Linked DNA regions of Homo sapiens: region 2 is linked to region 1. Evidence: read pairs that join two places in POLR2A ChIA-PET (ENCODE). Cell type or tissue: Panc1. All regions are shown on one strand. Links, peaks and the distances in the headings refer to the core of each region. The heading gives the core; the rest is flanking DNA. Region 1 overlaps IGF1R (insulin like growth factor 1 receptor). Region 2 overlaps IGF1R (insulin like growth factor 1 receptor).

Evidence for each region. ChIA-PET counts read pairs that join two places held together with the same protein. Peaks named below come from ENCODE experiments on the same cell type or tissue, not always from the same donor. Only the 100,000 strongest peaks of a DNase experiment are listed, where the experiment ranks them.
Region 2: POLR2A ChIA-PET joins it to region 1 with 8 read pairs; 4 of 35 experiments call an interaction of 5 or more read pairs at or near these places.

Annotation. Positions count from the first base shown.
Region 1 is chr15:98,853,276-98,869,795 of GRCh38, reverse strand. The region is part of intron 2 of IGF1R (insulin like growth factor 1 receptor); the gene reads right to left. Among named protein-coding and RNA genes, the nearest start is that of MIR4714, 77 kb to the right of the region's middle. In Panc1, for the core only: no CTCF peak of the experiment used is centred there; no DNase peak of the experiment used is centred there; H3K4me3 peaks cover 3,798 bases; H3K27ac peaks cover 8,000 bases.
Region 2 is chr15:98,709,415-98,725,934 of GRCh38, reverse strand. The region is part of intron 2 of IGF1R (insulin like growth factor 1 receptor); the gene reads right to left. Among named protein-coding and RNA genes, the nearest start is that of MIR4714, 67 kb to the left of the region's middle. RefSeq lists enhancers at 6,936-11,424, 12,345-13,047. In Panc1, for the core only: no CTCF peak of the experiment used is centred there; no DNase peak of the experiment used is centred there; H3K4me3 peaks cover 481 bases; H3K27ac peaks cover 1,147 bases.

The DNA of each region.
Region 1 (16,520 bases), core at 7,662-15,661:
GCAGGTGTGCACATACAGACTTTAAGATGTCTCTTCTTCTGCCTTGGCTTACAAGAATCTCAAGGGAGTGCGGTGGTTCATGCCTGTAATCCCAGCACTTTGGGAGGGTGAGGCGCGTGGATCACCTGAGGATGGGAGTTCGAGACCACCCTGACCAACATGGAGAAACCCCATCTCTACTAAAAACACAAAATTAGCCGAGTGTGGTGGCACATGCCTGTAATCCCAGCTACTCGGGAGGCTGAGGCAGGAGAATCGCTTGAACCCGAGAGGTGGAGGTTGCGGTGAGCCGGAGATCGTGCCATTGCACTCCAGCCTGGGCAACAAGGGCGAAACGCCGTCTAAAAAAAAAAAAAAAAAAGAATCTCAAGGGAGCCAGGTTCCAGGAAGAATAATCTTCCTTCTCATGTGGTGTGGTCGTTGCCAATTTGACCATACAGGTCCTGTGTAATACCCATGCGGTATGTGGTGTTTTTTTTTGTTGTTGTTGTTGTTTGTTTTTTTTAATTGAAAGCTGTCTCGAAATCTCTTTGGAATTAGACAACATATAAATGGAAAGCAAGTAAGTCCAATAATAGAAGGGAGTTTCCTGGCGGATAAGTACTTTCCTATGTTTCAACAGTCAACTGTTATTAAATAAATAGACGATGACAAGAATAATATGAAAAAATATTTCCTTGCCCCTTCCTCGAAAAAGAGAAAAAAAGGATAAAAATCTGAGAAACCACTTTTAGGAGATGAGCAGTAAAATGAACCAGAGGCCTCTGGCTGCATTTCTTTGCAGGTTTCCCCAGGAATAACCCAAAGAAATAATCTAACCTATGCACAAGCCCAGCTCTCTCACAGGTAACACTTGCTTCTGGGCAGACCAAAAACTTTTTAATGAAGATAATCCTCTCTCAAGGGTGTGAGATGAGTCAGAGCTGCAGGTACTAGCAGGGAAGGGAAGAATGAATGTTTAGTAGTAGTAGGAAGGTACCTAACATTTACGGGGCACTCACTGCTACCCGTGCTAAGCGCTTGGCATACGCTGTCAGATTTCATCTGTGCAACAAGCCAAAGAGGGAGGGCCTGCCGTTCCCATCTTCAGAACCAGAGCCTGAGGCACAAAGAGAGAGTGTGTGTGACTTCCCAGAGTCACACAGCTTGAAGAAGGCAGAGCTGGAATTCCAACCTGGGCGACCTGACTTCAGGGTCAGTGCTTCTAACCAACAGGCTACAGGGCACCTGTATGCGCCACAGAGTTTTCTAGCGTAATTCTCGTAACTCGTAGGAGAAATCAGCATTATTTCCCCAGACTGAGGGTCTAAGAGGCTGTATCTTGCCAAGGAGACAGAACTCACATACTGATTGCCAGGAGCTTGCATAAGGCTCATTTCCATGCCTTAAAGATCTGTCAGGGCCATTCTAAAGGACCCCCCCCCCAAAAAAAAAAACCCAACAGATTTGGCTTTTTTTTTTTTTTTTTGGAGACAAGGTCTTACTCTGTTGTCCAGGCTGGAGTGCAGTGGTGCCATCATGGCTCACTGAAGCCTTGACCTCCATCTCAGCCTCCCAAGTATCTGGGACTACAGGTGTGCACCACCACGCTCTGATTTTTTTTTGGAGACAGAGTTTCACTCATTCTTTTGCCCCAGCTGGAGTGCAGTGGTGAAATCTCAACTCACTGCAACCCCCAACTCCCGGGTTCAAACACTTCTCTGAGTAGCTGGGATTACAGGCATGCACCACCACAACCATCTAATTTTTGTATTTTTAGCAGAGACGGGGTTTCGTCACGTTGGCCAGGCTAGTCTCGAACTCCCGACCTCAAGCGATCTGCCCGCCCTGGCCTCCCAAAGTGCTGACATTGGAGACACGAGCCACTGCGCCTGGCCTGGATTTGGCTATTTTAAAAAGTGGAAACTTTACTGCTATGCTTAACCTAACTTCAAAATATTTCTCAATTATTCCTACTTTAAAAATACTACAATTCACACAGTTGATAAAGCACAGAATTAGCACCACATCAAACATAGTGTTTAATCACAATGGCTTTAAAAATATATAAAGTCAAAAAGCTTTTAAGTTCTTATTAAATATTTGTTCATTTAACACTTGGTCTACCCGTTTGTAAGGCATGTCAGGCAATTGTGAGGGCTAAGAGACATACACAAGGCACACAGTCAGATGCAGGTGATGAGATGTACACACAGATAATAATTAGAGGTAAGGATTCACGTCATAAAAGATACCTAACGGGAGGACAAGAACACTTCCAGCCAAGAGGCCCACACGATGGCAAGGCATATGCAAGGCAGGAGTGTGCAAGCAGTGACTTTAGACCTAGGCAAAGGAGCCGTGGGGACTCAAGACTGGCAAGTGGTAGGGGTGGGGCTTCTCGAATTTATGTATTTCAACAGAAAATTATAAATCACTACTCATATTAATATATAACTTAAAATTCTTAAAAATTAGCTCAGTGCTTTTTGCCTTTAAGAAATATTTTAATTAAACAAACCCAATTTGTTTTAAAACTTCACAGAACGAGGTTCAGAAAGTGGCTTTTGTTGCTGCGCAAAGTTGATGCCTACGGATCATCTATTCCTAAAGTTGTTTAGAATGGGTTATTTCTCTCTCTCTCTCTCTCTCTCTCTCTCTCCCCCTTTCTCTCCTGGCACAAGGAAGTTTTACACCATCTACAATCCCTCCGTTAGATTAAAAAAAAATAAACCTCCATTGTGAGAGGCGCCATTGGTGTCTGCCTCCTTGTCTTCCAGTCACAAATGGAGAGGCGGGCTGAAGAACAGCTTCACTGCTCAGGATGTCATGAATTTAAAAAAGTGTAGCAATGGTGCTTGGCCAGACAGAGTGGAAAACAAAGCCTCAGTCATTTGTTTAAACAAATTCACAAAAACAAAAACACTTCCTCCACGTACCCGTACCCAGTGAATTCTAAAAAGGATCACACATTTAGTATGACTTTTAAAACTTTCACTTTCACACATTAAAAACAACATGATGGGAGCAAACAAGCGGACATCACCCCTCACTCGTGCTTATCTATTTCTGGTTTCATTAAGCTGCCGAAACGACCGCCAGCGCTTCCTCTCATCCCAACAGGAAAATTTCATGGCTCCTGAAGGTCTGAGTCAGACTGGAAAGCTCATGAATATTCTGAGTTTCTGGAGCTGATGCAAGGACGTCACTATAATTGATGACCAGGCAGAGCTATCTACTACACGTTTGAACCACTCCTCTGAAATAATTTATCAGAAGTTAGATTTTCGTTTCTAAAGCTATTAATAACAAGAGTCTGTTTCTGATTTTTAAGATGAAGTTCAATCTTTCAAGCCATTCTGCTTTTCAATAAATTCCCTCTATTTGCAGAGGCCCGCATTAATATACTCCTTGCTTTACTGCATTTTAATAAAGGTGATGAGAAAATAAACCGAAGAGAACCTGAAGCTTCCCACATGCAATGGGAAGAAAGCAGCGTGCTGCAGATTTAAATCAGGATCTGCATTTACTGGGTACACGGAAGTGAAGAGAGTACGTGCATCTGTGTGGTGGCGGCGGGGGACAGAGACAGAGGCGTCTTCCTGTGGACGGCAGGAGCGTCCTGGGCTGTTCCGCTGAGATTTGGGCTCTGAGTCATGGGGTGCTCGCGTGGAACAGTAAGACCGAGTTCAACTGAGAACGCCCGCACGTATCCTATGTTAATTTTTCTTTTGCAAACACATTTGCATCTTTTACTTTCATTTTAAACTGCGCCCCGTGCATATGTGCACTACCAACCCATCCGGGTGACGGGCAAGTTGTATCTACTCTGGGAGCCTCCTCCTGCCTGCGAGGCAAGTGGCGACCCCAGAGCGGGAGGTGGGAGCCCCCTTTTCTTACGGTTCTCGGACCGCAGATTTTCCATCAACACTCAATTAGGTTTAAAGATACACTAGGGTGTGTACTGAGATAGTTCAAAATGATTTCCTTCCAACATAAAATGGATCGTGAACCACGGGAATCCTGAGCCCTCCACTTCCCAGCGAGGCAGCATGACTGGTGCTGTGAGACGGATCCACCAGTGATCGAAACCGCGTTCTGCTAGGGAAATTGAGGTTTGGACCACGTGGTCAAGGACAAATGAAAAACCTTTTACGCATTTCCAAATATCAAAATTAAAGAATTAAAAGAGAAAAAAACCCCAAGGAGTTCATATCTTCCCAAACCACAAAGCCACGCCCGGGCCCCACTCCCTTTTCTATCCACTTTAGCACATGCCGAAGCCCAGCGTGGCCTGGGACCACGTGAGGGACGGTGGGCGTGGCCGGGGCGCAGTCACGTGGCCGCTATGCACGCCGAGCCCCACCTCCAGCCAGCCCCTCCTTGGCGGCTGCAGGAGCCCAGCCAGCGATCCAGGCGGCGTTTCCAAACCCAGATCCACGCCTGTACCTGCAATGACTTACAGGATATTTTAGGAATTAGTCCAACATATCCTTTGGGATATCCTTTGGGGTCTGTAAGTAATACTCAAATAGATTTTACCTATCTCGCTGTATTCTGCAGCCAACTTTAAAACATTCATCTGGAAACTGCAAACACAAAATAACCCTTAGTGCATGATATTGTGAATTCTGTGCCCGTCTCCCCTTCAAAAGCTATATAGTATATACTTAGTACACAAACTAACTCAGAATCATGTATCCTACTGTAAGGAGTCCTCTTTGGTCCAGCAAGCATGTGTGATCTGATACCTAGCCTACTGAGATGCCTACGATTCTTTTCTTCACATCTCCCAAATATAACAGCTACATTTCAGACTCCTAAAATTTAATTTGGAATGAGTTACAAATATCAGTGAGGAAAAACGAGGGCCACAGGAAGCTTAGTATAGCTTGCACGCTCTTGTGTGAGGGCCATAATAAAATTACAAACTGGGATGGATTGCATGATATTTAAAAAATTTAGCCATTCGGTTTCATCAAACAGAAGCATGAGATTTGATAAAATGTTACACTTGAGGAGTATAAATCTTTTTTATTTTAAAAATAATAGAAAAGACCACATAGAGTAAAATCAAAGAATACAACAGACAATTTTTTAAAACTTTCTTTTGGCTAAAGAGTTATTTTTAGGCTGAGCGCTGTGGCTCCCGCCTGTAATCACAGCCCTTTGGGAGGCCGACTGGAGAAGATAGCTTGAGGCCAGGAGTTCAAGAGGGACCTGGGCAACACAGACCCCATCTCTACGAAAAATTAAAAAATTAGCTGGGCATGGTGGCACACGCCTGTAGTGGCAGTTACTCAGGAGGCTGAGGTGGGAGCATTAACTTAAACCTGGGAGGTTGAGGCTCCTGCTCCAGTGAGCTATGAGAGCAACACTGCACTCCAGCCTGGGTGACAGGCCAAGATGTCTCAAACAACAAGTGATTTTAGTATTTCAGTGATGGAAAATTCTGAATAATGATTTCTTCATACCAATTAGATTTGGGACTGCTGAAATTTAATTAAATAGGGGGCCTCCTCCAACTTGTTTGCCATGTTGGTAATGTTTGCCTATTTATTTGAGACAGTGTCTTGCTCTGTTGTCCAGGCTGGAGAGCAGGGGCATGATCACACCTCACTGCAGCTTTGACCTCCTGAACTCAGGTGATCCTCCCACCTCAGCCTCCCAAGTAAGTGGGACCACAGGTGCATGCTACCATGACAGGCTAATTTTTTTTTTTGTAGTGATGTGGTTTCCCTATGTTGCCCAAGCTGGTCCCAAACTCCTGGCTCAAGCAATCCTCTTGCCTATGGCCTCCCAAAGTGCTGGGATAACAGGCATGAGGCACCACACCCAGCCACGTTTATTCTAAAAGAGGAAAGCAACACTTTGAACACTTCTTTTAATTACAGCTTTAAAAACTCAGAAATAAAATGTCACATGATAAATTAAATTCATGGTGTTGATGTAAACCTTCCCAACCCATCTCAAGCATCTGGGCTGTGCTTCAGAGTCAGTTCCCCAATAGCATTCTCTTGAGTATCAAAAACGAGAGATTTGCAGCCAGGACCAAAACTATGAGACTATTTTGGCAATTAACATCTCCTGTCATCTTCTTCACCTCCTTTGTAGGGAGAAAGGGCAAGAACATTTCAAATAACATTCATATGTGGGATTTCTTAAGCTTCTGCATATTTTTTCTTCTTCATGTGACTAGTAATTGTCCTCCCAAATAAAAGTGGACTTGCCACTGCTAGTTAAAAAGTTTATGTCCCTCACTGTTAAAAAATACATAAAATCCTGAGAGTAGAATCCAATTACTAAGTGTAGAAAACAGAAATAGAAAATCACCATTTGGCAAACATCACAGTAATGGATGTTAAAATTAGTGGGTGAAAGAATAATGAGGAACAGAATGCTTGTTTAGATAGTCTCAAGTATCTACCTCCAAAAGATTCTTCCTAATTACAAAGAGAAAAATAGTAATGATAATGGAGGAAGCCACAGAGACCACCTTAACTAAGGGATCAAAGCTAACAGCACCAGGAAAGGAAACATCACGCATCTCCTGACAGGATGCGCAAAGACACAAACAGCAGCACCTCTGTGATCTCCAAGTTAAAAATGTACCCCCCAAATTTAATCAGGAGGAAACATCCACAAACTCTAACAGAAAGATATTCTACAAAATAACTGGCCCCATGTTCTCCAAAAGTGCGAACTTCGTGAATGACTAAAGAAAACCCAGGAAAACGTCCCAGAATTAGAAAAACTGAACACAATAAATGCCAGGTAGGATCGTCTCTTGGATCTGGAACCAAAAAAAGGGACATCAGTGGGAAAATAGTGAAATCCGAATTCAGTCTGGAGATTAACAGCACTGGAGTATGGAGTGAACACTGTTTTGATAACCGTATTACGGTTATGTAAGATGTTAACATCTGTGGAAGCTGGGTGGAGGGTGTTCCAGAACTCCTGGTACTCTTTGTAACCTTTATGCAAGTCTGAAATTATTTCAAATTAAAAAGTTAATAAACGTTTTTAAAAGTTGATAAAGCAAAAGAAAACAACTTACAGCATGATCATCAACTAAGTTGAGAAAAAGACCTTTGAACTATAAGGATACATGCAAATCAATAAATGACTGACAAACTCAAAAATCCCACCTCCAATGATACACTTAACTTTGCATTCCTTGCACTTGAACCAGAGTTACTAAAAGCCGTGCACCTCAAGATAAAGTCACTGATAGCTTAATAAATAAGGTGAATCCCTAGTTTAGAGATATGACAAACCTCTACTTTTTACAGATGATTCCTAGAGAAATACTGTTGCTGGAGTTTATTCAGGCTGGTAGAGAACCGGGCATCCCAAGTTGAGGGCCCTTTCCATTCTGACATATTGCCTAGCATTTAATTTAGCTTAGATTTGTCTTCCAGCGAGGTGCAAGTGGGAAGTTAAGATGGTTGAAGGATGCAAAGAGGAACAGTCAACAAAATGCACGACAGAAAATTATGTGCGACTCTCCTGGATCCTTGTGACAACTCCTTGTCCTTTTTCTTCAAATGTAGTGAGAACTGTGTTTTTCTAACTTGCCCATATACCCTGCTCTATCATCTGCTACAGATAATATATGCTTCTGCTCTCTGCATGTTATACATAAAACAGATCAAATTCTTTCAACAGCAAAAATCTTTATTGCATTAGCAGAAATTTCCCAGCATCATAAGCCCTACAGTTTCCTGATCCACCACTATGTGGTAGGGAAGGCAATAAAAAGAGTTTGTCAGGGTTTCACCCAAATCTCATCTGAAAAGCTTGATCTACTTTTTTCCGGAGACCAGCCCCAAATGAAATGATCCTCATTGGGGAATAACAAAAAATTGAGGCCAAAAGTGAATGTGAAAAGCTACCATTTTTATTTTGTGTTCCCAGCATTATGGGATATGCAACAGAAGATGAGAATTCTGCTGTCAAGGAATGTACAAAATCCTTTTAGGTACATGTGCCCTATTTAGGCAGTATTACTGAAAGGAAAGGAGTGAGCGTACCATGGATTTGGTCCGTGCCTTGTACCAAGAGCCATGCTAAGGCTTCTCTGATTACATCCCCATAAGCTCCTTTTTACAGAAAGGAGACTAAGGTGCAAAGACTTGCTGACTTGTCCAGCATCAGAGGCTCAGAGGTGGTAAAGACGGGATACAAACCCAGAATGTCTTCACCCCAGGATCTAGGCTCTGTCAGACCATGCTGTCTCCCAAATGAAAACAAGTTTTGCTTGCAAAGGCTGCAACAACTAGGAAGTATGTAGTAGAGGGTGGAAAGCTAATGTCCCCTAGAAGCAGGGCCTAACCTGAGAACTGCGAGAGAGGCCATGGAGGTTGGGGTTATGAACACTAAGGAGCACCAGCGCTGCATGCAGAGGGTGTAAGGGTCCTCCCTACGCGGGTCAGCATGGTGAAAGAGAAGGACTAGGAGGGCGGAGCTAATAGTAGGAGGGGAGAAGACCGATAACAAACTTCTTCAGAATGTCCCTGCATGTATATTTATCTGAGAGGAAGGTGTAAGGAGGCCCTTCTAAAATACTATGTCATTGAACTAGGTGTGCCAAGGTCTTGTATATAGCACATCAAGGGGAAAGTGCATTCATTTGGAAGATTTGTTTTTTCACTACTGAGTTGGGCTTCGATGTGGGTAAATGAGTTACATTCATTTAAATTATTCCAGCAACTATCATGAGAGAGACAGACTGAGACGGAGAGATGTTCAGAGAAAGACAGAGACATAGATGGAGGGAGGGAGGGAGGGAAGAAAAAGAAAAAAAAATCATGCAAAGGAATAAATTTATCACACATTTATACCTCACCTTTCCAGAACTCAACTATTCAGCAAATAAACATTTCTGGGGTAGTCAAGCACCAGGAAGAAGCTTGGTTTCACTTACTGCCTATTTACTCTTAACACATAACTCTAACAAGCTTAGAAATCTGTTTTCAAAGCACTCACAGCAAAAAGGAAGTGGCAAATAATCACCTACAGAGGGGCTGATGGAGACGGCTTTCTCTTCTTACTGAAATAAGTCTATTAAACAGAAATGGAGACATAAAAATGGTAAAACCAAACCATAAGAACACAATAAGCACAAGAAACCTTCAGCAGAGGGCAAACTGCCTCCCACTCAGCCTTGAGGGTATCACTGTATTATGCATAATACAACAATTTATGCTCGCTGATGTCCTCAAGTTGGCCAGAAATGACTAAATTATATTCACTGGAGTAAGAAGCAAAGAAGTACAGAATACATGTTGGAAAGATTTCCAGCATGATAGTGCACAAAAACTGGTGCAGTAGTCTCAGTTCTCCCTAAGGCTTTAATGTATTTCATCATCTGGTCATTGCTCGATCTGACAAATATTTACTGAGCATATTGGAGAGACTTGCTGTGAGAGGCCTGGCTCCTGCTTTCACGGAGTTCAAAATCTACTAAGAAGCTGAGATACTCAAGATCCACATTTCTACTAGGATGGTCTGTACAAGGGTTTGGATTGTTGTACTAAGTGCTGCGCACTGACTCCGAAAATCATGACTTATTTTTGGATATGAGCAACTGAAATTGGCCTAAATGTTAAGAAACGGTGTGCCATTTCAAAAGTCTTTGATCATACAGTTCAGAGTCAAGGATCAGTCAATACTTCAAGAAACTCCAGCCTGGCCAACATGGCGAAACCCCGTCTCTACTAAAAATACAAAAATTAGCCAGGTATGGTGGCACATGCCTGTAATTCCAGCTACTCGGGAGGCTGAGGCAGGAGAATTGCTTGAACCCGGGAGGTGAAGGTTGCAGTGAGCCGAGATCGCGTCACTGCACTCCAGCCTGGGTGACAGAGCAAGACTCCATCTCAAAAGAAAAAACTTCAAGAAACTACCCATGTGGTCATGAAACCAAGAAGCAAGGCATGCTGCTTTGGCTGCACAAAAATATACAGTACAGAAGACCAACAGAACCACAATTCCTGAATTTCTTTCTCTTTATTGAAGAAATTAATTCTAACACATACACCTTCTTATATTTAGGCTAGGACATCTTATAACTAAATCAATCTATACAGTTAATCATGCATTTAAGAATGTGTGTGTTTGTTTTTTAAAGTGATATTTATTAAAAGGAAAAATCCTGGCTATCTGGACACTGAGAAATGCACAAGCTTGCAAAAACCGTAATTTAATCAGAAAACCCAGATACAGTAAAGTTACTTTTCATTTTCTTTTTGTTTCAGAAACCTTGCAAGAAGTTCTTTCCCTTCTTGAGGGCAAAGCTTACGAACTGGAAAGTTTCATTTTAATGGGTTCTTTCTTGGGGCAAAAACATGCAACACCAAATATTCTAGAGTGTCTGAGTGCAAACATCGCAGATGCAGTAGTGCAAAGGAAAAGCAAACACTTTAAAATCAAGTATGTCTTAGTTCAAATCCTGTGTTTACCACCTGCGAAGTGTGTGAGGTAGACAATTTATTTTTCCAGGCTTCCATTTGTTCTTCCGTAAAACAATGTTGGTAGAATCTACCTCATCGGCTGTTGCAAAACTAAATGAAATGTGCTTTCAATACACTGGTCATAATTATGCAGGTGGACATGCTGAATTTTTACACCGATCTCAATATACATGGGCTTTGTAACTGCAATGATAGCTCAGTGGAGCTCAAACTGGATGTGTTTCTAAAAGTCCAAAAAAAGTTTGGACTTTTTTTTTTTTTTCCTCCATTATGACATTTTACTTCTTGCTTAGATGAGAAGCTAAACCCTCCCCGGAGGCTGGGCTTCCTAATGAGCAGAATAAAGTTCTAAGGAACAACCACAACAGAACCAAAGGGTAGACTGAAAGTAGAATTCTGCCATTGAGGAGGCTTACTGGCCTTCCTCCCTTAAAAGCGTGAGCCACTATGTGGCATGTTCAGACTCCTTCAAACATAGCTGGTCCCAGATGTCACACGAAGTTTGGAAAGAGGAAGTTTGGCTGTTCAAAAATAAAAGCAGGGTGCTGATAAGGATGATGATGCTACTAAAACAGAGTGAGAGATTTCTCCCCGCAAACCCTGGCCACGGAGTGCTGTGCTGGTTTGCTGCGCTGAACAATGGAGGAGGAAGCCCAGGCGAGACCTCGTCCACGTTTATTAGCATCCTGAAAGGTGGAGTCTGTGCCTCCGAAGCCCAGAGTTCTCTAAGCCTTTATATCTCGATTAAATGGCTGAGATTGTCCTTGTGTACTTGGGTGGATTGATGTTATTTCCAAAGCATGCAATTCATTTCAAGAGGGGAGAGGGAGGATTAAGTTGGAAATATTTTTCTATTCAAGGAGGAAAATTAAATATAACTGGAAATGTTTTCAGGAAAATGTTTTTATATTTCAATGTTTCCCCAGAGCACTGTGATCCCAATACATCACAGGACTGTGCTAGATTAAAAGGAATGAAGACAAAATGAATTTAAATAAAAACTGAAACTGACCAGCCAGGCTTTATTCTCCATATCTGAGGAAACAACGAAGCGGGGGGAAACTACAAATGAACCAAAACAAGAAATAAAAATCAACTCAACTAAAATTTTAAACTCAAATGAGTGTTTCAATTTTGTTTTAGAATTTTTTCAATCTAGTTTATTTTCATAGCCACAAAAGCTTTTGAATAGCCATGAATTGATAGCCACTTGATTGACAGAACCATTAAGACTTTTTTGGTTGTTTTCTCTTAATCATTTTCCTTAACGCTTGAATCCGCTGATACTCAGTTACAGAAGACGACTTGCTTGTCTTATAGTTCTTAGGTCATTACAAGTACTTAGTATTTGCTAATAATCAACACCAACAGCTCCAGGAAATGTGTACAATTAGACAGCTGGTTTAACTGGTTGTGTTGCATTTTTTAAAACGTGCATACCACCCCCTTTATGAGCCCTAAATATGACAGGAAAAATGGAATGTACAGGTCTCAGTTATCCTTATCAAAATAAACACATATTTTTAAGAGGAAAGAATTTTGTCAGTTAATCCTGTGTTAGATCTGTGATGTCCAGTAGCCATTAGCCACATGTAGCTATTCAAATTTAAATTAAAACTTTAAAAAAATCCAAAATCCAGTTCCTCCGTAGCACTAGCCACATTTCAAGTGCTCCATAGCCACATGTGGCTAGCGGCTCCTGTACTGGACAGGGCATCCACAGAACAGTCCATCATGGTGGAAACTTCCACTGGACGGTGCTAGACTAGATGGAAGAACGGAACTGTGAGCCTTGGGTATTTACATTTATTTTTAAAGACGTAGGCTGGGCGTGGTGGCTCACGCCTGTAATCCCAGCACTTTGGAAAGCCGAGGTGGGTGGATCACTTGAGGTCAGGAGTTCAAGACCAGCCCGGCCAACATGGCAAAACCCCGTCTCTACTGAAAATACAAAAATTAGCCGGGTGTGGTGGCACATGCCTGTAATCTCAGATACTCAGGAAGCTGAGGCAGAAGAATTGCTCGAACCTGGGAGGTGGAGGTTGCAATGAGCCGAGATCGCACCACTGCACTCCAGCTTGGGCGAAAGGGTGAGACTCTGTCTCAATTAAAAAATAAATAAATAAATAAATAAAGATGTACACAAAACAGTTTAATTGTGGGGTCACTTTATAGAAGCTTCTTTAAAGCATCAGCTTTCCAACTGCACACAACTGTTTCCCCTAAGCAACTTCCAAGGCACAAACCCAGTATACATTCTCTCCTAAGCATTATCTCAGTTGTACATTCGATTGTAGAATATCTTTCTTCCTTAAAAAAAAAAAATCTCTCACCCAAAACTTAAGAGAAAGGGGTCATTTACAGGAGAAAGGGCAAATCATTATTTTTAGATGGAAAGACCTCCCTAAGTCAACATTTAAATATTAAAACATGTAGCAGGTAGTACCAAAGGGTTTCTCCTTCATCACACTTGTATTTCTTTACTGTCGAAATTCTCTGCCCAGGAGTCAGCTCTGTGTGAGCTGAAAGCAAGTGTTCTGTTTGCTATTGCACATCCATTACAAGCACAGTGCCTGCCTGGGACAAAACAGATGCTTAAATTTTTGTGGAATGATTGAATGAAACTTAAGAAGAATGGTATTTTGCTAAAGAACAGCAAACATCCTTTTAGAGCCTGGTTCCAATTCTTTATATTTGGATAGCAATCCACCCTTTATTTTCAAATGCAAACTTAAAATAACTTAGCAGACTGATTCATGCAAGTATGCATGCTACAGCTCAGTATCTTTAATACTCAGCAAAAGGCATACAGCATCTATGTCACAGTAAAATATGAGCTAACATTTATTGCAGTTAAACACCAGGCCCAACGCTAAGTGTTTTACATATGCTATTGCATCTGCCCCTCACTCTGATAGTCTCTCTGCTACCAGGAGGAGGAAACCAAAGCTCAGGGGAAATTAAGTGACTGGCTCAAGCCACAGGGCTAGAGATGTATAGTCAGAAAAGCTCCCCTGGTGAAGACTATGGACGATGCCCGTCATATAGCCTGATTGGACAATTCCTGCTTTAATCAGGAAGGCTACGATTGTCCTCGTCTACAAGGACCTGCCTCCAAGGAGGGGCATGGCTCTGGATCTTTGCAGCCCCAGAGCTTAGTTGAGCACCTGCCCTGCAGGCCTCCCACATATTTTTGTGGAGAAAGACTCAGCAGTCCTAATGGCTTAAGGCTACTCAGACTTGGAGAAGGCCCCTTCTACAGAAGCAGGCACAGCTCAGCACACCCCGTCTCCCTCTAAACCGAGGCTGTGGGGAAATCACTGTGACCTTGCCACTATACAGCAGCTTCATGCTTTGGCCACCGTGTTGCAGCCTCTACGGCCACTCTGCTCTAGTAACTGGCCTCCTTCTGCAAACTGACCAGCTGCACCAGCATCACGGGGCTGGCAGCACTTCCATTATTCTTTTTCTTGCTATTCAGAATTTCAACCTAATAACTCCACTGTTTTAAAAACACAGTGCTTTAGCAAGAACCTGTTGTGCTCCAAGTACTGGTCAGACAACTGCCTTTAAGGGGCTCACTTTCCTATTTGGCCCAATTCCCTCAGATTAGGGTTTCCAGAAGTCTGACCTATAAGCATTCATTTTCATAAAAACCACTACTGACAAAGCAACAGGTTCTAAACGTATACATTAAAGAGCTAATTTTTTGTTGGATCAATATTTGTCAAGGGCTTGCCAAGCGGGGGTACAAAAGTATAATAAAGGACATCAATCCATGTGGGGGAAAGGTAAACAAATATTAATCAAGTCCCTAGTGATTCTACATAATTCTCTGTAATTCTTTCTGCAGTCCTATAGCATAGATAACATCTCCATCTATGGATGATAAAAAGCACTGCTTGTAATAACTCACTTCCTAAGTACCTGCAAGGCACGAATTCAGGGCCAGGCACAGTTAATCCTCATAACTCCCTCAAGGAAAAGGTATTACTACTTCCTTCTCCAGAAAGACAGGCTCGGGGCGTCTGTCTGGGTCCGAGGTGCCCACGCTGGCTGAGAGCGCTGAAGTGGAGTCAGACACACAGGCCTGCCTGGCTCCACAGACCATGGTGCCATTAAATGAGACTGTCCTCACTCTCATGGGGGGACACAGAGAAAGCTCCCCACCCCAACCACAGGAGGAAAAGATGACTGTGGGAGAACACATCACCATACAGCATCAGTGTCCCATTAGCGCGGAAGGCAAGATTGACAGGAAAAACAAACAAGGAAATAGTACAGTGGGATGCGCAGGGGCTGTATGAAGGTGGTTCTAGAAAATGGGGTGGCCTGGCACAGGGGCAGCCATTCCAGAACTAGGAAGGCAGGGTAAGGTACTCCACATGTGTTGGGGGGGGCAGGGGTGGAGGGAGTGAGAGGGGAACAAAGACCAAGGCAGGCTAAAGTCAGACCGTGTAGAACCCAAAGCCAGGCCAGGGTACTCGTACTGCCTCATGCAGGAAAGGGGGAACCAGAACACTGGGGCAGGGATTAAAGTAGTGATGGGAGATTCACTGGGTGTCACTCAAAGCTTGTCTCAAGTCACAGGGCTCTTCTATTCCCCCGACTTATCTGAACAGGAGAAATCCTCTTGGCTCCCAGACCCGCCTGCCCTGGCATTCTCCCGCAGGGAAACATGCTTTGGTTGTTCAGACGTGACTTACTGGCACTTAGAGGCTGTTGGCATGGAAAAAATGAACAGGCTGACCTGGCCAGAAAGGAGCAGGTGATGCAGAAACCCAGCAAAAGATGAATTCACCCTGCCACCCTGAGTAAATTACAAAGCTCATATGAAGGGCCGCAGAAGAAAGAATGGGAGAGATGATTTACCAGACAGAGAAGGGGAAGTCTCAGCCCTAGGCACCTCATGAGCCCAGGAGAGTGCCAGGCAAAATCCCTAAGGCACTTCACTGAGTCCTACAACCTCGCATAGACATCACTGTGCTCATCTCAGGCAGGGGACACCCAGGCTCACTGTGGCGAAAGCACCTGGCCCAGATGAGTAAGGGAGAGAAGCCGGAGCACACATCACTGGAGCACACTTTATTACAGTGTCTTTCTGCCTTCAATCACTTGCCCAGTTTTGTAACTTCATAAGAGAGTCATGATGCCCAGAACCTCATGGCCCCGGGGCAAAACTCTGCACCAGCTCTGACACTCTCCTTAACCTGCTGTCACCACACGATACACAAGAACCATTCCTCTCAAATCACGAAACAAAGGTTAAACATATTCCACCAATAATACCACGATATGCATTAATTCCATCAGTGTGGAAAACTATTCCTTGTGGGAGAGGGCGCACAGACAGACAACTGGAAGAGAAAAAAACAGAGAGAAATCCAAGTCAGATGTTGTGCCTAACTTGAGGCAGGACTTTTCCTGGGATTTAAGTAGGTCTGGAGGCTGCTCTGGCACATCCTGGCCACCCAGGCCACGCCTTACATTTCTATTTGCAATGCACCTTCCCCTCCTCCTCCACTCCCCGCACTTCTCCCCAAGTGCCCCATCACTGAAAAAGTTCAGGGGCCGCAGGGGCTGAGACGGGGCGCAGGGCACCGACCCTTTCAAGCGGCCACGGCTTTGCAACATGTTCCTGAAATTCCTACAAACCAAAAAGCAATTCAGAATCGCAGGAGGGAGGCTTATCCTCCACTCCGCAAACCAGACCCTCAAGATCATCTTTTTTATGCTGAAAAGGCTTTTCACAAAATATTCCAAACCATCTTCATAGATTATTTTTCCTTTCTCTTAAAAAACTAAGCAAGACTGGATGTCATTTAGAATACCGACTTCTAAAAAAGGGCATTTTTGAACTGAATGCCACATGCTGTATTTTGCCATTTTGCCTGCGCTTCCTGCTTGGAGCCTGTGACACAGAGAAGCCTCAGACACTGGAGCTGCTCCGGGCCACGCAAACTCCGCTCCGCATCTTCCAGGCAGCCCTGTCGCAAATAATTCATGTCCACTACGCCCCTATCACACTGAATACAACCACATTGTACTGCTGGAAATGGGAAACCT
Region 2 (16,520 bases), core at 7,486-15,485, 140 kb after region 1:
GAGGGCTGGTCTTTCCCGTGCTATTCTCATGATAGTGAATAAGTCTGACGAGATCTGATGGGTTTATCAGGGTTTCCACTTTTGCTTCTTCCACATTTTCTCTTGCTGCCACCATGTAAGAAGTACCTTTTGCCTCCTGCCATGATTCTGAGGCCTCCCCAGCCATGTGGAATTGTAAGTCCAATTAAAACCTCTTTTTCTTCACAGTCTTGGGTACGTCTTTATCAGCAGCATGAAAACAGACTAATACAGAGGGTAATCACCACAGGAATCCAGACGGGGAGTGGGGTCAGTTCACTGGTACAAGGATCTTGATCAAAGGAACTCATTTCCCACCTGATCCCTATTCACTCCAGGGTCCACATCTAGGAGTCCCAAAGACCGGCATGCATGGGTTGGGTCAACAGGCTGCCTGGAGGTTTACCTCATTCCAGGAGTTGGAGAAGCACTGTGGGAGGAACTGGGGTTCAAATCTGCAAACCTCCAAAACATAGGAGGGATCTTCTAAAAGTTTCTGAGAGTTCTAACCACAGATTAGGGGAAAAAAAAGATGCCCTTTCATCAACATGGGATGAAATGCTAGGATTTAGACATGGTTTTTTTGTGTGTTTTTGTTTTTGTTTTTTTCCAATTCAGAAAACACTAAATCATGTAAAAATCTTGGAAGAGGAGATACAGATTCTGACCTAATAAGATGCTACTGCTCTGATTCCACCATCAGAATACCTTTAGGTTGGCACCACTTGCAATGTATTAGTGCAGCAAACTGCACGAATCCCCTCATTAGATCCAGGGCCCCTGAGAGTAGAAAGGGGAGTGGGGCAGTAAATGGCCAGGGAACAGGAGACAGTGGGCTGGAGGGTGTCCCAGGTTCTAACCCCAGCTGGGCCTTCAGAGCCCTGGTGTGGTCTGGGCTAACCTCTCAATCCTTTTCCAAGTCTTAAGTTTCCTTCCAACTCACTGTGATTCTTCCAGAGAATTACACAGGGCAGGTGAAATTATTTCCTAGAAAATGCCCATGGAGTACAGAGGTTCTCACTGAACTTCTCTATTCCAGGGCCGATGCCTTTGTTTTAATGGCAGCGCATCATCGACTAACCAAATCCACAGGTACTGCACAGGTCTGAAGGATCCGGCTCTGAGGGATACCGAGGCATCCGGGGCTCCCTCTGTCTTCTTTCTGTGTACACAAGGTACCTTCAGTGACTGCAAGGAAAATCCTCTTGCTTTCTACATCAGAGCACGTTCCATAAGGGCAAAGTGCTCCAGTCATCACCTCCTGTTTTCTCTAGCCAGACCTGCTCTGAGCTGGAGACCCACTGCAGTCAAGCAAACTTTTAGACACAAGAAAAAATGACAACGTGTCTATTACAGAGGTCTCAGCTTAATCAGAAAATGGCACTGTGGGCCAGAGAAAAGCTGACGGTGATGGCTCCTACCCCAGTGCAATAGGCAGATCCATGAGAGCTCTCACTGGGGCTGCTGGAGAACTGGCTGCTCTCTCCCACTTTAGTCACCCCTGCTTCATAAATGTCTGTGCCAGAAAGCCACAGTGAGCCCCCAGTGGCCCCTGTATTACCCACCCAGAGAGACAACCTCTCCCCTCCATGAAACTCATTTCTGGGACCCACACCTAAACTTTAACACAAATCAGAAAAGTTGAGACTCCTTAAAAATGCGTTTTGCAAGCTCACAGGTTCTTGGTTCATAAGTGATACTATGGAACAATCTGGTTGGGAAGGGTGGCACACAATAGAAAAAGTTAATGATTATCTGGTGTAGTTTGCTTTAGTCTGTGAGTTCAAAAGTCTCCTCATTTACAATAACCTTAAAGGATAACAAAATAAAGTCCTAGAAGAAATGTAAATTTAATTATTTCCATTTTCTCAAAATATTAATTGCTGATACAATTAAATGGATTGGCCTAAACTGCTCCAAAGCTTTTCCTATCTGCTAATTAAATTTGCCCTCGCTGCCATAATACAAATTCTGGGAAACCTTCTGGCTTCTGGGCACACTATGTAGGATGAGAGAATCAAATCCATTCAGTCCTAATCTACTGCCCCACTTAATAAACAAAAAATGTTAAGAACATGCATTTAAAAAAAAATCTAAATGCCTTCATAATATAGATACAGCAAGTCTTCCCATAATGCTAATGAAGGCTTCTCACAAGAGTTTAATGAGCTAGTATCCAGTATCTTCCAGGCCCGGGGATGTTAGCTTCTCCTCCCTTAGTACAGAGGTTGCTCAGACAGCAATCAGCATCATGATCCATACTAAATGCAACGGCCCTACTCTTTATCTTTATAGTCTGTAATCCAAGTCACTCTATTAACAGGCAGAAAAATCCCAGCTAGCTTCAAAACTCCCTCATCTTTCCATTATTTCAAATGACAACCTTTTCCCACTACTTTATCTTTGCATTAAGTACCAGGAGCTGAAAGATGCAATCAATTTAATATTTCCCTCTGCCCATTTACATGACTTATTTGTTTCGGCAGATCTTCTTTGCCACAAATCCTTCATTTGCCCATTCATGTCTGCATACTTAACATAGATTTAATATTTCTCCAGGCCAAAGATCATATGCAGAGTTTTTCTTTGACTGGAGGACAGAAGAGACAAGGAGAGAAGAAGAACGTCTGGAATTCCTTTGTTCTTGGAGACAACTCCAGAGAACAATTCTCAATAAGAAAAGTTATAAAAAGCTTCAATCAGCACCCTCACGTTTCTGATTTAAAGTTGGGGTGGGGGAGCGTGGAATAAAAAGAGAGGGAACTAAACATGTACGAAACTCATTCTAGCGTGAGACGTTGTCAGGTACTTTGCTGACATTTTATCATAAAACTCTCTCTCGGTGGCCACGGGTTACAGCAGGGAACCTAAAACCTAGACTTGGGACCCCAAGTCCTCGCTTCACAAAAATCATGACATGGGTGTTGAACCAGTTTCTGTTCAGCCACACAGAAACTCATTCAAGTCCTTCAAGAGGAAGAATCCCACCTTCAACTCCACACCTCCTCCAGCACCAGGCGGAGATGCTCCTGATTCCACTGAGAATCCTCCTGCCCACACAGGCAGGAAACTCGGGGCACTCAGTGCCTGCTCTCTCACCCACTGCATGCCCACAGACCTCTGCAAAGGCAGCTCCTTTATTCCCCCAATCCTGAACATCTGTTAAGTGCTAAGGCCTCAGAGGGGGCTTTTTAAACAGGCACAAAGTAGAAACTACCAGCTTTCCACCACTCCTACCTCATCCATCAGAAAACAGAGCCACCAGCCTTCCAGGGTAGGGTTCATCAAGCCTTTTCCTCCCCATGGAACTAAGCTGTACACAGTAGTCAGAGATAAATAATGTCTAAGCCAAACCGGCTTGAGGGCACATATGGAGGTGGGGGGCAGAGGGACACTGGCCTGGGACCTAAACCACCATTCAGACCTCATCTTTACAAAATAGTATACTCCACATTCCAAATGCCTGGCAAAGTTTTGCATTACAACTCATTCACGAGTCGAGGGCCTTGTATACAGTGTTCGGCAAACAGTACTGAGCAAGTGTGGACATTTCTCATGAAAGGCCTCGATTTCAACCAGACCCAAATATTCTTTTAATCCAAAGTTCCAAATGTGGAACTTACCCTCCTCTGAGCTCCTAGCACTTGTTGCCTCTATTTCTCTTCTGGCAAAAGTCGTAGAGTGTCTCGTCACACCGCATAAGTTGTCTCTCTCTTTTAAATGTCAAGTGTTTTTATCTTATCTCACAACAGAATCCTAGTTTGTGTCATCTCATACTGCCTAGCATGAGACTTGCACAAAACGGGGGCACCTTAATTGTGCAGCTGAGGGACACGATGGAAACTCTGGCCAAGGAACTAGCAAGGAAACCTGCAAAGACACATCCAGACCTAACCTAGGTGCGACTTATAACTCAAACCTCTTCCCCAGTCTCCCTCTCTATGGGAGTGATATGTACACAATGTGTTCGCTTCCACTTCCTTAATGATGGTGGACTGACATGAATAAGAATGATGGGGAGGACCATAGGACCCCAAATAATTCACAAGTCAGCAAAGTGAAGAACTCACCTAGGCCATACATGTGCACACATTCTCTAGCACACACACTTACTCTCACACTCTACTGTTATTTAGTTTGTTTATTCATTCCAGCTAGAACCAGGGACCAATTTGGTCATCCAAAAATGTTTTGTAAATCTCTTTATAAAATTCCTGCACCTCTCAGGGCCAGCACCAGAGCAAGGCAAGATTGGTGTCCAGGATACAAAATGTAAACAGGTGCTCCCTCTCATGGTGCACTACCCTGAGAGAAGACCTCTTTTGTCTCTGGTCCAAGATTTCTCACTCTGGTCCAAGATGCCACCACTGCTGCCACTGCCATCGCCACCTCCTCCTCCTTCCCTTCCTCCTCCCCCAAGAGAACTATGAGGACCAAACCACTCAGACACTAAGTGGGGTCAAGCCCACATGGGAGATGGATTTTTACAGAGTATCTCCTCCACGGGCTTCCCATTAGCTGTGAGGTTGGAGAATCAAACATTATAAACAAAGCATGAGTCCTAACCCACAAGTGGTTTCTCAACTGTTTGGGGAGAGAGATGAATGAGGAGTAAACAAGGTCCTCTGAACCTACTGATAAAAAGTACAGAGAAACCATCATCACTGACCAAATAACCCAGCAATGGATGAGCACAAAAGCAACCTGGAAGCAAGAGTCCTCAGTAAGGAAGATTTGGGGGGCTTCATGGAAGATCAAGTGGGTGATGGTTAAGGAGAAACCACGAAGAGCGTAGCCTCAGTAGGTAACGTCTGCTCCAGCTAGAGCTCACCATGCATGCACACCAAACCCAGATGCCGAAAACCAAAAAATACAGCAGAACGCACCCAACTCCCAAACCACTGAGAAAGTATTTTAATTTTGCTTTGATCACTCCAGCTGCGCTTCAGAGTCCCCAGCATTTCAGCAGCATCATAGAAGAAGACATCAATCACTGGCCATGGCACAAGGAAACTCCTGCTTGGCTATCGGGCTGCTCAGATTCTGGATGAGGGAAAGCTTACTTTAGTGGAAAAGAATGACTTAAATGAATTTAAATTCATTCCACATAATCGAGTTACATCAGCATTTCTCATATGCACTTATGAATAATTCACTTTGGTAACAGCAAAAGCCAGACCAGAGAAAGTCACTTCAAAGATCTAAGACTTAACATCAATCCTACCTGAATTTCCTGCTCTCAACTCCTTCCCTAACCACTTTATTTCCTTCTGCCCTATCACTGAGGTGCTTTGCCAGCCTCCTGTCCTACATCCGTTATCCCTCAGTAAGCTCTCTGGAACTTTCCAATTGCAGCCACCTCCTAATGTCCACAGCCTCCTCTTCTAGATCTAGTTTCGTAGGCAGTCCCTAAGGGTAGGGCCCATCCTAAAAAGTTCGACTGCTTCATACCATTCCAAGTCTAGAACATGTCCTCAGTCTCTAGTAGTGTTTACTGAAAGCCACGGCCAACAGATCTATCCGAGGTCCCCAACAACCTTGTCTTCAAAACTGAATCTCAGAGCTGGAAGGAAAGTCAGTAGAAGAGGCCAGATCGTGCTTTCTGCAATAGACAATGGTGCTTAAGTGTACACAATTTTCATGCAAATTCCCCCGATCATGAAGCTGGGCTGCTCCCTATACTTCTTGTCATTTGATTCTCCAGGCCACCTGCCTCTCCAGCCCAGCTTTATAATGGTAAGGCACTGATGAGTTTGCATTTATTTAGATACACTGGAGGGATTTTGCGACTGGAGTTACAGGAGGCTGAGGAGCTGGCATCTGAAAGTCCATGCTTCACGCTTTTCAAATGCACTATGTATAACCAAGCTCATTTCCAAAAACAGAATCTGAACTAGCTCATAATAAACCATTCACCTTTTATTTTTTGCTGAAGGGGTCAGAGCATCATCCCAATTACCATTTCTCTCTAATGACCACTTACTCCCTTCTTACACATTTTCATCAGCTCTTTATTCTACACTGAGTATTTCCAAGAATTAGGATAACACTACCGCCCAATAAGATAGAGTTGGGGTTACCCAAATAAGCAACAGAAGCTTTCCAGTGGGACCGAGTCAAGTCAAGGGTCTCAAGTCCCCCCACCCTAAAGCACTGAACACGAAGTTCAGGGAGCCTGTGTCTGAGGCCTAAGCACTTGCCCTGCATCACAATGAGCAGAAGACACAGGAGGCACGACAGCCGTCATCACTGCACAGCCACCAGTACACCTCGAAGCCAATTAATCCTGCAAAACAAATTCCTCTCAAAATGGCAGTCTGTTAGGTCAAGTTTGGCTGTTTTGTTAATCGCCTATCAACAGAAACAGCTTTGCTAGGCACACCCAGAAGTTCATCTCTCCTCATCACCCACCTTTGGCACCCAGTGACTTTTCCAAGGAGGATCTTTTTCCCCCCTCAGCAAACAAGAAATATTTGGTGAGCTAAAGAAGCATTCTTCTGAGAAAATTATACATTCTCAGAATTCCATTCATAAAGGACTACTGGTCACAAAAGAATGGCCAGGGGTAAGGCAGGGGTGGGAGGAGGAAGGGCAGGAGACCCAACGGATGGTGCTGCCTGGACAGTCCCTGAAGTGATAAAGAGTTAGAACCAGACACACACTTCTGCATTCAGCTGCTGTCTTTCCTTGTGAGTGGAAAAACACACTCAGTACATTCTCTGCAATCCTGCTTAAAACCTCTTCTAAAGCTTCTTTGACACAGTTATTCAAAAGCTTCTAAAAGTAGTATCGACGTATTACAAAATAATCCAATCATTTCAAGTTCACTGAGGAAGAGAACAAAAATATATCCTTACATCCTATCTGAAGAATAGTCTAAGCACCTAATAATATCATCTACTTAGCAAAGCAGAAGGGGCCATTCAGAGGTCAAGAAATAGGAACGGAAACGTTGTACTAGGTTACCACCCCAGGAACAAAGCTGGTCTTTTCTAGGACCCAAGGATCTGACTAGTTTCCATTTGTCTCTGCATTACAACTAATACCTCTGGGAGGTGGGGGTGGGGGTGATCCTAATTCAAACAGTAAGGCTGCCCAGGAAGTATTTCTAATAATATCAACCTTCGTCTTTCCTTTTTTGTACTGTAGGCTCTTTGTCTCCTGATCTTCTTTTATTTTGTTCCCCCTTTTTACTACTAAGCCCAACTCCTGGTCTCAGCAGCTGCTAAAACACGTCCAAGCACTTTGCATCTATCCGGAAATCCAGAATGGCAGCCTGGGTTCACAGATCTGCTGCCAAGGGCAGATGTATGCGCACTGCAGCTGGGCCCTCCTCCCCAGGGGCCCCATGGGCACAAGCAGCTCAGGGTGGGCCAGCGAGCCTCAGTCACACTGGCTGCCCTCAGCCCCACCTTCTGCATGAAGGGTGGCTAAGCTCCATGGGCCACTCTGCATTAACCCCAGGAACGGCAACCTCACTAACTTCATCCAGGTCCCTTCATTAGGACTTGCAAAAACAAATCAGATGCAGCTACACGTTGGGGCAGTGGGTGCAGCTTCTCTAAACAAGGCCATGGGTATCAAGCAACCGACAGTCCCTAAATACGCTGCCTCTGTTCCCATCCCACATGGATTCTGGGAAAAATGGCAGGAAGAAAGAAGAGAGGACTGGGCGCTTGTTTGTGACCAAGGCAAAGAAACAAAAAGCGACTTCTGTTCAATAATGAGATGAAACAGAAGCCCGGCTTCGGGCAGAGGCCTGGCATTCCTGCACAACATTTTCCCACCCACCTGATCCCCTTGAACGGAAGGAAGACCTAAGGGAGGACAGAGAGCCAGTGTTTGTTTCCTGCAATGGGGGTGAGAGGAGGAAAATGAAACTAAACAAAACAGGAGAAGAGGCTGGGTGGGAGAATAAAGTGGTACGCACATACACAAACACACACGCACACGTGCACGTGTGCACACATATACCTAGCGTTACCAAAGAAGAGGATAAACAGGCACATGCTTCATCCTGGAGCAGATGGTTGGCTACCTATGTGAGACCTAAAGTTGTCATAAAAATGCACATCTTTGTAATCTTTACCAATAACTGTGCCCACTCTAACCACTTTAATGTTATCCATGCAAACAGACAGAGGCATTTAAAAAATATGGTATTTAATGATTTAATGTCAGTATCATACAAGAATCTATGGATATTTCTTAAATGCTCCCAAATACCAAACTTGCAAACAAAATAAATTCAGTTTCGGAACCAAATAAATAGAGTTTACATATGACTAGGGTGACTCCACTGGCACCCCGATATAGACATATGTACCTCGCTGAATGTTCTGTAAAGATACAGTTTATCTGGACAGACACAAGAATTTGAACAGTACGAATCAAATTAGCAAGAACCACACCTACAGTATGGCCCGCTATTTACAATAATTGAAATTCTACAATTTAGAAAAGCAATACAGAAGGACCATTTAGTTATGGTAGTGAACATATATAGTCAACACAGCTTAAGACTCAGAATTTTAGATGGTCTTAGAATGCAACTCTTAGATAGTTTAATTTAAAAAAAAAATAGCAGCAGCTGCCACCATTTACCAAAAACCTATGTGCTTGGAAACATGTTAGATGCTTTTCAAATACTGTCCTATTCCTGTCTCACTGAAGGAAGGTGAGGTCTGGCAGCTTTGTCCTAGCACCACATACCTGAGGCAAACAGATGGCACTATCTCAAGGCATCAACGGTCCTTAAACCTTTGCATATGATACCACTTGTCCACACAGGAACGTAGTTTAAAAGAAATACATCCTGTTCTGTACAAAATGATGTATTCTTGCAGATCTCGCTGTTAATATGCCATGGGGAAAACAAGCAGGGGAAAGCTGTACATCCGCATGTGGAGCCACCTAAACATCCTGAAGACCAGTCACACTGAGAGTGAGGGCAGGCACAGGATGGTAGCTTCTGCCCCCACGGACTCCACAATATTGTAAGGAACAGATGCTCAGGGATATCAGGGGTGAGGCCTGGCCAGCCCCATGACATCCTGAAAACCTAACAGCGGCCAAGCTGACCCCGCAGAAGAAGTGATCTAACCTGGATGGTCACCTTCCCTGCCTAAGACTCACCCTTTCCACCGGCCCCAGAAGCCCTTATTCCTCCTTGACTTGAAAAGACAACTGTCCCCCATAAGCCCTCACACCTCCTACCAAGCTCCAAGGACTGTTCTGTTCTTCTGCCTACTCCCGCAATGCAGTTCAAACGTTTACCAGGGCTCTACAGTGAGCTACTTTTCCAAAGACAGAAAAGCAAGGCTATGTGCAATCAGACGAAACTCCAGCTCTCATTGTAACATCCAGCTTAAAGCCATATGTTAGCCAGTGGCAGGTACAGATTAGAACCCAGAATGGTCTAGATTTTGGGTTTCTACTTGGGGTTCCTTCTTCCATATAAATGATCTCTAAATTTCTTAAACCCTGATTCCCAAATTATACATGATGATCAGTGTGCCATTTGATGAGTTATGAACATTTTAAATGCTGCATACCTTGCCTGTATGTACTAGGATCAAAGAGGAGAGAGAGAGAGACAGAGAGAGAGACCAAGCAACACGAACACACAGGCAGATCAGGAAGCAAGAAATCTTCTCAGAGCAGACCACGGAAACCCTCAGTAACTTACTCAATTTTAGAGTTTGAGGAAACGGCACAGGTAGTCCGATGCAAGCCCCCCGAGTTCAAAGAAAGGAAATGGAAGTACAGGGCAGACAGGTGACGTGGCAACCGTCCCTAGGAAAGGCACTGCTGGACCCAGCTGTCCCTGTCCCTCACCAGCCTCACATGCCCAAGTCCCATGTACCCCTGGGGCTGCCATGCTGGCTGCTGAGCCATGGGCGCTGGTTTGGAGATGAACTTCTTCGAGGAAAGCAGCTTCTTATCCCCCAGAAGTTCTGCAGATCATCTGTGCACTTTGGTTTTTACTTAAAATGTGATTTAAACAGCCTGCTCTACTTAATACTGCCTGTGCCACAGACAGAAAAATCCCATCTCCCACCCACCAGCCTCCCTGGAACAAACACCTTGGCTGTCTCTCGCTACCTCCAAGTCAGGGGAACATTCCAACCAGGATGGTGCTCAGAGACCCCACCTTTTATAGCCAGAGTCCCTGATTCACACCATATGCCCAAAGGAGGCGTGTTTCTAAGTGATGCTTCCAACTTCACCACCAGCCAAACTTAACTTTTGAACCACCCTATACACGCAAGTTGAGCAAGGCAATTCAGGACAAGATTAACCACGGGCCCACACGCTCCACGTCATCCCCACTCTGCCGAGAATGTCACACTGGCATACACATGAGGAAAGCAAGACAGAGGTATTAACGCAACAAAGAAAGAGGCTTTTCAAGCACAGGAAGAAACCAGAACAATTGTACAAATAGGTTTAACTGGTGAGAGCTGAAGGGGCTCCAGATATTTTCCAAATACTTGGCATGCAAAAATCACCACAAGTCAGTGGTTCTGAAAGCTTTTTGGTCTCTTAGACGAGATCCCTATTAAAAACTTCTGAAGGAGGCCCAGGATGGTGACACCATCACTAATGACAATTAGCCAAAAGCAAAGTCTTTGAGGCACAAGGCACACGCCCCAAGAAATGAGGTGGGCTAAGCCAGGTCCCAGGGAACCTGCACACAAACTGCTTCACCATCTCGGCAACAAGCGTCGGCAATCAGGCAGAAGAGAATGTGAGCTCCACGCCTGACTATAAAAGGCATAGCAATGAGGCCTGGGGGCATGTGACCCCCTTCTAAATAAAGATCACCCCCACACTGGGAGCAGCTGACCAGAGCAGAGGCCTTCCAGGGCAACCGAGACAAGTTCCTACCAACAACACAAAGCCAGATGCCCCTCTCCTGGCTGCCTTCTCCTCCAGGGTCCACAAGCCCCTCCCAAGAGTCCACCTGAAAATGCAAGCCTGTGTCATGATCGTCTTAGCAGTCTGGGGAACAGTGGCCTGCAGAAGACCAGCAGCAGACCACACAGTGCTTAACAGAAACATCTCAGCTCTTCACAAGTAGCTTAAGTTTAAAAAAAAAATGTTAAGATGAAATACTGCACATCACATGAGTGAAGTCTCACTACAAAGACAATGTGCCCCTCTTCCCCCCATCCAGCAGGTGATTTACACATTCTTTTTTTATTATTATTTTCCTTTCTCAAAGCTAGCCATAAAACTTAGTTACAAAATCTTTTTTTTTTTTTCTCAGACAGGATTTCATTATGTCGCCCAGGCTGAAGTGCAGTGGCACAACCACGGCTCACTGTAACCTCCATCTCCCCAGGCTCAGGCGGATCCTCCCATCTCAGCCTCCCAAAGTGCTGGGACTATAGGCACGTGCCTCCACAACCAGCTAATTATTTAAATTTTTTTATATGAACAAGGTCTCACCATGTTGCCCAGGCCAGTCTTGAGCTCCTGGACTCAAGCGATCCTCCTGCCTCAGCCTCCCCAAATGCTAGGATTACAGGTGTTAGCCACTGCGCCCAGCCTTCAATTTACACATTCTTAAACAGGTCCTCCACTTTGATCTAGCAGGTCAGCCACACCAACCTATAGAGGAAAACGAGGGAAGGAGAGCGCCTCTACTCCGCAAGACAACACTGCCCTTGTGAGCAGTGGCTGACAAACAAGGATATAAGAACGTGGCGGTGGAAAAATGTAGACTTTTTTTTTTTTACTACAACCTGCCTTCATTTTAAGTCAGTGAGATGCCATCAGTGAGATGGCAGTAAAATGTTTTCCTTTTGTCAATAAAAACAGCCATTTACTGCCTTCTCGAAGGCTCCAATCTGCTATTTTCCTGGTTTCTCATTTTGAGGGCAATAGGAAATGCAACAAACTCCAGGACTGCTGCTCCCAGTCAATGCCCTTTTAATTGAAATAAGGCTGCCCCACCAGCTAAGCCAGCTTCCAACACAGCCCGGCCCTGCCTTCCTGGATTTCCTGGCAAAGCCCAGGCCTTCTCACACGCACTCAGGGTGATCTGAGCAGACCACAGGCTGTTCATCCCAATGGGTTAAAAAGTACTTGGAGACTTAGTTGCAGTAAGGTCTTAGGTTTTGTTGGGGTTTTTTTTGTGGGAAAGTGAAGGCATCTGCACCTGAAATGAAATACCAGAAAGCCTCCACAGCAAGCAAACAACAGGCACTTAGGTAAATTCAGCAGGAAGTAAGAAAACCACAGGTACTCAGGAGGATTCACCTCCGTCCCTCCCAGGGCAGAACTGGCCTTCAGCAAAACTGCCTTACAAAGTCATGAATGGCTTCACGTGCCAAGCTTCAACCTTTCAGATGATTTCCATACTTCTCCATCATCTTTGGCCTGGAATCATCCCCACAATGGCAGGAAAGAAAAGAGCTACCCGCCATAGTGGTCCTCTCTGCCAACTAAGAGTTGCAGATGATTCTGGTCAGTACTCCTCAGTAGCAATGACAGCAACAATGACACAGTAAACATCTGCATTTCATAATCCTGGTACAACTGGCTCACCGAAGACTGCCAGGATACGCTACTCTCTGCTCAAGGGGAAAATGTATCTTCCGAACAATAAATCCTTCACTAAGCAGATGCAGTGCTTGCCCTTGGGGTGACAGCATACAGTGGAGGATACACCCAGAATTTACAGTGGGGCAAAAAGTGTCCCATCAGGTGCTGGGAGACAGGCCTCCCGAAATCTGCAGAGCCTTTACATCCTTGAGAGGAAAAGGCAAGGCTAGAGTTCGGCCAGGTGAGCCGTGCCGGCTGGTCAGCACGGGAGAGCACCACTGGGGCCAAGGACACAGCAGGCAGGCGGGAGGGAGTGGCACATGGAGTGTGGCATGTTGTCACGGGGTAGCTGTTGACCACTCAGGAGCTTCACACTGTACCACATGCCTATCCTATAGGGACTTGCTACAGGATTTCAGGTAGGGGAGCTCATCAGTCCAAAGTGCACACTAGATGGCCGGGCGCAGTGGCTCATGCCTGTAATCCCAGCACATTGGGAGGCCAAGACCGGTGGATCGCCTGAGGTCGGGAGTTCGAGACCAGCCTGGTTAACATGGTGAAACCCCGTCTCTACTAAAAATACAAAAATTAGCTGGGTGTGGTGGTGCGGGCCTGTAATCCCAGCTACTCAGGAGGCTGAGGCAGTAGAATCACTTGAACCTGGGAGCCCGGAGGTTGCAATGAGCCAAGATCGCACCACTGCACTCCAGCCTGGGTGACAGAGTAAGACTCTTTCTCCAAAAAAAAAAAAAGTGCATACTGAAAAGCTCCCCAGTGCTCGGTGGAGCCACAGGACACAATAGCAGGAGAGAGGCTATGTCACTGCTGTAAGGGGGAGGAGCAGAGGAACACAGCTGAAGCAGCATTTCCATTCCATTCGGGAGGGAAAGGGCCTGGTATCCAACTGGAGAAGGAAGTGTCCAAAGGACACCCACATTCCTGACATAAGAACCAGGGGAACAAAAGTGTGGCCCACTTAAGAGGGAATAGAAAAGAAAAAAAATAGGCAAAAGTGAGGAAACAGGGAAGACCATCAGAGGCTGTAGTGAAATGCTCGTGGTGGTCTGATATGAATGACAAGTCCTGGGTTCAAAAGGGTTCTGGGATGGATATGAATGACAGGTCCTGGACTCAAAAGGGTTCTGGGCTGGAGATACTTGGAAGTTTAGGTGGAGACAGGAGGCAATGCAGTTACCAGTGGATGAGATGAGAACAAGGAAAGTGAAAAGAGAGCCCAGGACAGAACTCCAGCCATGCTATGATCTGAATGTTTATGTCCCCTCAAAATTCTTATGTTGAAACCTAATCCCCAGTATGATGGCTCTGGGAGGTGATTAGGCCATGAGGGTGGAGCCCTCACAAATGGGATTAGTGCCCTTATAAAAAAGACGCCAGAAAAAAAATCCCTCGCCCCTTCCAACATGTGAAGACAGTGAAAAGGTGCTTCTGTGAACCAGAGTGTGGGCCCTCCCCAGACAGTTAATCTGGTAAGCACCTTGAACTTGGACTTCCAGCCTCCAGAACTGTGAGCAGTATTTCTGTTGTGTGTAAGCCACTCAGGGTATGGGATTTTGTTACAGCAGCCTGAATGGACTATGTCAGGAGACCACCGTTAAAAGCCAGACTGAGGGAAGGGAGACAGAGAAGCGGCACCTGTGGGGGTAGGAAGAGACTCATAAGAGGGTGGCGTTGGAAGACAAGGAAGAAGAATCAACCACACCACATGTCAGGGGGTGCCACACAACTATGTTCTTACTGAAAGGAAACCACTGTACACAGTTCTTTAAGGGTCAATCGCTCTTTAGGAATGACTCAAAAATGTATAAAATCCACTCCTAAATCCAAAAAGAACCGAGAAATACAGAAGTGTGCAGAGAACCCACAGAGGGATCACGTCCATAGAGGGAGTAGAGTCTACTACGCTGCCAGACACTGCAGAGTCACGGCACAGAAGGAGTTTAAAGGACAGTGCCAAGTGAAAACCGCGCAACAGCACGACAAAATCGAGTAGGCTCAACGATTTCACACACACCCTTGACGTGTTTCTCCAGATGTTCTCCGTAGTTCTACAGCCAGCCAACAGAAGATTACCTGAATGGGATTCTTCTGTGCTTAATGTTTTCGAATGGCCATCTTAATGCTTATGTTGAACTCAAGGTAGCCATTCTGCCTGGACTCAATGCCCTTCATGGAGCTCCCCAAATGATTCCTAAGGGTTCTGGCTGGAGAGGTACATGCGGGGCTATGAGCGCTGCAGTGACGACTCAGCCAAAAAGATGATGAGGGGAAGAACTCCTGGTGTTAAAAGAAATGCTCTAAAGCAGCTTACCAACACAGAATGCAAGCCACATCTGTAATTTTAAATTTTCAAGTAGCCACATTAAGAATTAAAAAGAGTCGGGCATGGTGGCTCACACCTGTAATCCTAACACTTTGGGAGGCTGAGGCGGGCGGATCATCTGAGGTCAGGAGTTTGAGACCAGCCTGGCCAACATGGTGGTGAAACCCCGTCTCCAGTTAAAATACAAAAATTAGACGGGCATGGTGGCACATGCTTGTAATTCCAGCTACTTGGGAGGCTGAGGCAAGAGAATCGCTTGAACCCAGGAGACGGAGGTTGCAGTGAGCCGAGATCGCGCCGCTGCACTCCAGCCTGGGTGATGAGAGCGAAACTCCGCCTCAAAAAAAAAAAAAAAGAATAAAAAGGAAACAGGCAGGTGAAATTTAAGAACACATTTTACTTAATCTAATATATCCAAAATGTTATATTTCAACATGTTATCAACATAGTAATTATTAATGAAATGGTGTACAGAGTTTTTGCTATACTATGTCTTGGAAATCTAGTGTATATTTTACACCTAAAGCAGTCCCAATTCGGACAAGCCACAGTTCAAGTACTCAATAAGCCACGTGGCTTACTCAATAAGCGGCTACCACACTGGACAATGCAGGTCTAAATGGAATCTACGCAAACCAAGAGGAAGTTCTGATTCAACTAGAAAATCTCCAAGAAATATGCCCATGCCTGAGTTTTCAGGACAAGGGGAAGGGAAGTCAATTTCCCGGAAAGCAGTTACCAATTTTATATAAGTACTCCATTGTGAAATCACAAGGAACATCAGCAGGGCTGGGATGGTCAAGGAGAAGGCTGCAGGGCGTGGCCTTGGGGAAGCAGGTGACCAACCAACAGGTGATATCAAGGCTCTGTCTGTCACCAGCAGAGCCCACCTTCTAACCATCGTTAACATTTTCACGGTGCTTTTCCTTCCTCCTTTTCATCTTCCAACAGCCCTATGAGGAAGGCAGGCTTTACCCCATTCCACATATGAAGAAACCAAGGCCCAGGCAATTTAAATAACTTGCTCATTTCTAGTCGCCACTCTTAGACTTGGACCCAGAATGCAGGCCTCACCCCTACCCCAGGGGTCTTCAATCAGTAGCTCATCAGAAACAGCCAAAAACCTATGGCAAGACCAAAGTAACTACCTACCTAGTTCGTGAACAACTCTCCACTTAATGACGTTTCATATGGCACCTCCCTTCTCTAAAGAGCTTATGAGTTTTCAAAACATCCTCATGCCCATATATGATCACCACTAAGGGATGTACTGGACTGCCCTAGAAATATCCTAAAAAAGCCCAACTACAGCCCAGAAGGGCTGGCCCATCCAAGGTCATTCCTGGCCCTCATCACCACATTCAACATCTCTTTTCTACTCCATGCTGCCTCCCTTGATAACACCTTTTACTTTTCAGATAAAATTTTTAAATGTCAAGGTTATTTAAAAAATATATTTTGTTGTTTTCTCAAACCAGTGGGTAACTTAATGATAGGGCAGTTTTAATCAACCACACAAGTGACTTTAGCATAAGATCTCCCTCCAACTCCAGCCAACCTTAAAGTGGCCTGACTGCATTCTCAGAGCTCTACAAGGTACTGGCTGCAG